2 separate regions of the Homo sapiens genome follow, and region 1 is linked to region 2. Evidence: chromatin loops called from intact Hi-C (ENCODE). Cell type or tissue: OCI-LY7. All regions are shown on one strand. Links, peaks and the distances in the headings refer to the core of each region. The heading gives the core; the rest is flanking DNA. Region 1 overlaps RALGPS2 (Ral GEF with PH domain and SH3 binding motif 2). Region 2 overlaps LOC105371632 (a long non-coding RNA gene).

What was found. Hi-C counts contacts between places; a loop is a spot of excess contacts. Peaks named below come from ENCODE experiments on the same cell type or tissue, not always from the same donor. Only the 100,000 strongest peaks of a DNase experiment are listed, where the experiment ranks them.
Region 1: a loop joins it to region 2, with 7 times the contacts of the local background. A loop is called at or near these places in 2 of 110 quality-filtered maps.

Annotation. Positions count from the first base shown.
Region 1 is chr1:178,752,292-178,755,203 of GRCh38, forward strand. The region is part of intron 1 of RALGPS2 (Ral GEF with PH domain and SH3 binding motif 2); the gene reads left to right. Among named protein-coding and RNA genes, the nearest start is that of RALGPS2-AS1, 27 kb to the left of the region's middle. In OCI-LY7, for the core only: CTCF peaks have their summits at 1,284 (motif pointing left) and 1,489; a DNase peak (open chromatin) is centred at 1,270; H3K4me3 peaks cover 208 bases; H3K27ac peaks cover 943 bases.
Region 2 is chr1:178,580,187-178,583,098 of GRCh38, forward strand. It overlaps LOC105371632 (a long non-coding RNA gene), which reads right to left. Exons shown (of 4, transcript XR_922315.3): 1 at 1-2,912. Among named protein-coding and RNA genes, the nearest start is that of C1orf220, 39 kb to the left of the region's middle. RefSeq lists an enhancer at 1,078-1,127. In OCI-LY7, for the core only: CTCF peaks have their summits at 1,573 and 1,774; DNase peaks (open chromatin) are centred at 905, 1,305 and 2,315; H3K4me3 peaks cover 2,187 bases; H3K27ac peaks cover 2,500 bases.

The DNA of each region.
Region 1 (2,912 bases), core at 233-2,732, 170 kb after region 2:
AACCACCATGCCCAGCTAATTTTTAATTTTTTTTTTTTTGTAGAGATTGGTGGCGGGGGGGAGGGTCTCACTTTGTTGCCTAGGCTGGTCTCAAACTCCTGGGCTCAAGTGGCCCTCTCACTTCCCTCTCCCAAAGTGGTGAGATACAGGTGTGAGCCATGTTGCCTGGCCATAGTAGCTTTTGTTGCCAGCACTATCTTCCTGCAGCTACTCCTACTGCTGGTGATCAAAGAGAAGCAAAAAGCAATAGCTGTAGAAGGAAGAATTTAGAGTAAATTAAAGAGTAAAATGTAACATTTCGTGATGGCTTAAATTCATGGTGCATATGAGTCAGCTTTACAGTTTATATAGTAATGTGAATAAGTATAAATTATTTCAATCTTCTTAGAATCATTAAAGGTCTGAAGGAGTTAAAAAATAGTTATACTTTAATGTTTTATATGCCATAGTAATATTCTCCAATTTGGAAATCTTTCAAGTTGCCTTGGAAAAAATACTTAATAAACTGATACCAAGGGTCTGTTGTAGGGGAAGTCATTGCTTAGGTATCCATTTGTTGAGACTTCTGAATTCAGTATGGTCTTTCTCTCTCTCTTTTTCTGTTTATGTATGTATCCTGAATGGAATTTGTAAGATACAATTTAATAGTTCATTAATATGGACTCTGCCTTTTCATTGTGTACAGTCCAGGCTTTTCTGTTATTGTGACAAACATTGCCCTTTATTTCTTCAGACTCAGTTCCTGATGCTTCCCACCTCTGTTTACATTTGCCCTCTGTACTGTACTTGAACTACTGGTAGTCCACTGAATACGAGGCACTGAATGTGCCATACTGGTTATGTGGACTTGGCAAGATCACATGACCTTGGCATTGGATTGATGTTGTCTTATGTAAAATCAGGATTGGAACAAAGCAGTGGGTTAGCAAATTTGTCCTTTTTTTTCCTGCCTTCGTATTCTTTCATTCTTACACATTTGAAAGATACAACACTTTCTCATCACTTTACAATGAATTCCTACAGCCATGATTCTCTATGGTATTTGGGGGTGGGACATGGGCCCTGAGACAAGTCAAATATTAAAATTAGAGAAGACCTGGGGGTTTGAAATGCACCCTAAGTTGAGATCTCTAAAATATCTTCCATCTCCTAAATAATATTCATCTGTATTATTAGCATGAGGCAAAAATTTATGGATATATGAGCTTAGGTCCAAAAAGCTGTTCCTCGGCTCATTTTGTCTCAAGTCCAGATTGATGCTAAACAAGTGATCACTAACGCCATCTGTTGGTGGTAACAGTTGTACTTTTTCTTTTAAAATTTATGTTGTAGCGTAATGTTCACCGTAATACTCAAACAAAAATGTTTGAGACCAAGCGTCTCTGTCTTATTATGGAATCGAGTTAGAGATACTTATGTACCAAGTGCTTTAAGCAGGAAGAAAAAACCGTAAAACACTTCAGTTATAACAGTACCTGCATTAGAGTTGTACTGTCTATTGGATGTGTAGCTTTGTTGGTTTCTATGAAAATTTGCAGGTTGAAGGTTTTTTTTTTTTGAGATGGAGTCTCACTCTGTCGCCCAGGCTGGAGTGTGATGGCGCAATCTTGACTCAGTGCAAGCTCCACCTCCTGGGTTCACGCCATTCTCCTGCCTCAGCCTCCCGAGTAGTTGGGACTACAGGCGCCCGCCACCACGCCCGGCTAATTTTTAATAGAGACGGGGTTTCACTGTGTTAGCCAGTATGGTCTTGATATCCTGACCTCGTGATCCGCCCGCCTCGGCCTCCCAAAGTGCTGGGATTACAGGTGTGAGCCACCGTGCCCCAGCCTGCAGGTTGAAGGTTTTTAAGTTGAGGAGCTTCTGTATAATTTGGGAGAATTTACAGTGTATTAGGGTTCTCCAGAGAAACAGAATGAATAGGATGTGTATATATATTTTATTATATATATAATCCTTATATAATTACATACACTATATAATTTCTTATATAGTATATATTACAAGGAATTGGCTCACATGATCCTAGAAGCTGAGAAGTCCCAAGATATGCCATTGGTAAGCTGGATACCCAAAACAGTTAATATGTAATTCCTGACTGAGTGTGAAGGCCTGAAAAGCAGGAGAGCCGGTGGTATAAGTTCTAGTCCAAAAGCCAGCAGGTTCTAGACCTGAGAAGAGTTTTGTTGTTTCAGTCTTGAGTCCAAAGGGAGGAAAACACCAATGTTCAGTTAAAGCACTCAGGCAGGCAGAGTTCCCTCTTACAGCCTTTTTGTTCTATTCATACCCTCAACAGATGAGGTCTGCCACATTGGGTGGGCAATCTGCCTTACTCAGTCTACTAATCCAGGTTTTTATCTCATCCAGAAATACCCTCAAAGACACACCCAGAATAGTGTTTGACCAAATGTCTGGGCATCCTGTGGTTCAGTCAAGTTGACATATAAAATTATTTAAAATAGAGAACTCCTATATACCTTCTACTAAATTTACCAGTTTTTGTTTGTTTGTTTGTTTGATTGTTTTGAGACGAAGTCTCACTCTGTTGCCCAGGCTGGAGTGCAGTGGTGCAATCTCAGTTCACTGCAACTTCTGCCTCCCATATTCAAGTGATTATCCTGCCTCAGCCTCCCGAGTAGCTGGAACTACAGGCATATGCCACCATGCCTGGCTGATTTTTGTGTTTTTAGTAGAGACAGGGTTTCACCATGTTGGCCAGGCTGGTCTTGAACTCCTGACCTCAGGTGATGTGCCTGTCTTGGCCTCCTAAAGTGCTGAGATTACAGGCATGAGCCAAAGTGCCCGGCCAGTTCACCAGTTTTTAACATTTTGTCACATTTCCTTTTTTCTTTTTATTTTTTTCCAATGCATGTGTGATTTTTTTTCTTTTATAATTTCAGTTTTTATTTTAG
Region 2 (2,912 bases), core at 196-2,695:
GGCAATGATTTCCTAGACACTTCCCCGTCACAGGCTTCAGCCTTCCTCGCTGTGATTCTAGTGACCAGAATCCAGTCACAGCCAGCCTCTGTCTCTGATTTGGAAGCATTAGAATCTATAGCTTTCTACCAACAAGAGAACAGCCCTTAAGCTCCAGGACCAAAAAAAGGAATGCGCTCTTCCTCACTGACTGGGTGGCTGCCCAAGGTGAAGATGGGATAGGGGGTCTGATCTCTCCCTACTCCATCCTCCCCTCTCACCCCACTAGTACAAGGTCTCAGAGACCACTAAAGACTTCACCTGCCCCTGACACCCACTGACACATGGCAATTTCTGACCCTAAGTGGATGCTTCACATCCTCTGACCACCACCATTCCCTCCCCATCCCTCCTCCTCAGGGCACATCCTGAACTCTTTATAAAAGAAAAAAGAGGGCACCATGCCTTTAGCACAACACAGATGCCCTGGAGTGTGGCAAACAGGGCCCTTGTTCCTGGCCTGGACCCTGGGGTGGCTCAGATCCCACTTCTGGGAGGAGGGGGCAGCTGGTGGAGGAAGAAACAAGACCTGAGGGGTGCAGGCATCCCCTCAGCACCAACAGCCTACACCTCCTCTCCCCGTGCCAGTCTCTGATCGACACCCTCCCCCTCCTCTGGTCTTTGAGGCCGCTCCCTCCTCCAGACTCCTGGGTCCTGCACACATGGGGAACTGGATGAGGTCCTAGGAGTGAGCCACGTGGCTCAAGGTAGCTCATCGGAATAGGAATTCAAACTGTGGCCAAAGAAGAGAGAAAAATGGGAGGCCAGAGAAGCAGAGCATCGGGTATGGGGATGAGGCTGGGCCACAAAAAGGAAGGCCCATCTAGGGGTCAGAGGCTGGCAGGGTGCCAAGCAGAGCAAGTGATGCTGTAGAAGACTGGTTAGGAGAAATGGTACAGGCGAAGTCCATGAGCAAACCAGATTGGGGTCTGCTAGTATGGAATCCTGGTGATGTCTTAGCTCTGGGATGGAGACAATCCTTCAAGTCCATCTTAGGTGTTAAATCGATGATGTTCAGACTTGGTTGGGGGAAGGGAAAGAGTAGTTGTGATTACCCTAACCTTACCCAAATACAGCAATGGCCCGGGACCCAATTCAGGACTCAGAGGGCAAGCCAGACCCTGCCCTAGCCAAATAATGCAGCAAGCCCCTTGCTCAGTGGTGAGGAATAGCTAAATGTGGCCCCTACACCTGGGGTAAACCAGAGCCTAACTTTAGCTTCCTAGGAGCATATGCAAAATGTGCGGCCAGCTGCCCCTGCAGCCTCACCCAAGGCCACTTCTCTTTTACATGCTGCACCTGTGGGTATTTGCATGTTTGGCCAGCTCGCAAGCCAGTTCTGAGGCTGAGAACATCCTAGTCTCTCAAACGGGATTCCTTGTTCCCTTGGGAACCAGCTCCTCCCTCCCCTCCCACCCTAGAGGCAAAGCCTTGCTTTCTGCATTTCTGCCCTGTGGGTGGGTGCCATGGAGGGGAGCAGCCTCGCAGAGGAGGCCTAAAGTTTTGAGCGGAGTAAAGGACAGCGACACCTTACTTGCGCCTTTGAGAAGGGAAACAACCAGCTCAGGAGCCGCAGTCCGGTCTGGTCTGCCAGCTCCTATTTCCCCCTCCTCTTGGCTGCTGGCCTTTTGTTCTTGTCATGGCTCATTAGCTCCCTAAACAGAGGTTGATTAAAGAAAATAAAAGGAGAAAAATAGGGAAATTAATTGCACTGGTGAAAGGTCTAATGGGGAAGGAAGTTAAAACCAATTGTCTTGAGATTTTAATTATCCCATCTGCTCTCTGGCCCCTTGATGGTGCATAACCAGAATGAAATGTTAATGTGGGCACTAAACATATTTTACACCCACTTCCCAGTGAGTTCTCTGGTCTCCTACTTGAAAGCTGGTGAGCCCAGGCATCAGGACGCGCCACTGGGACCTGTGTACTGGGTGATGCCAGGCAGATGGGAGGACAGGAGGCCCTGCCTGTGAGGACTATGGAGTAGGGACTATGGAGCAGTGTGTGTGATGCTTCCTTGGCACGATGGAAAGATACAGGGTTGGGTTGCAGGAATGAAGAGAATAGGAGAGAAAAAGAAGCCTCTCTTTCTATGTCACTCCCTGGAAGAACTCAGAGTCCTGATGTCTGGTCTTAGAAGGACTGGTACATTTTGGAGGAATATCAAGAAACAGATATGAGCAGTGGGAAGAGGCCAAACAGTAAAGCCCCAAGTGCCCCTCTGGCAAGAGGAGCAGATTTTGCTGCCAGGAAATCAGAGCTAGAGTTCCCTGCTAGTGGCCTCTCTCCTTTCACCTCATTTATTCTTCCTCTTCACTGGACGATGCCACTCAAAAGAAAATGCAAAGATGGGCTGCACAGTTCCAGCAAGAGTCTCCATGGCTCCACTAAAGTCAGATGGACTCTGAACCTATAGGAAACATCCAAACAGATGGGAAAAGAAGAAGTAAATCCCTTCTGAGTAAGCAGCCACTAAATTAAGCTCTATTAGTCTGTAGGATATGTGGCAGATTGGTTTGCCCCCATTTGAAGTCCAATTCCTGGCCAGGCACAGTGGTTCACACCTGTAATCCCAGCACTTTGGGAGGCTGAGGCAGGAGGATAACTTGAGGCCAAGAGTTCAAAACCAGCCTGGTCAACTGGTCAACAGAGCAAGACCCCTTTCTCAATCAATCAATCAATCAAATGAAGTCCAATTCCTGCTCTGCCCACAGTGGGTCATTGAAACCACTGGCCCTTCAGGTGAGCCCACTGGTTCTCTCTTAAGGTGGGGACTATTGATGTCACAGGCCTGAAGCCATTCTACTAGTAGATATCACAATAACACCAATTGAGATCCTAACCCAGAAATCAAAGTCTATCCCATTTAACAC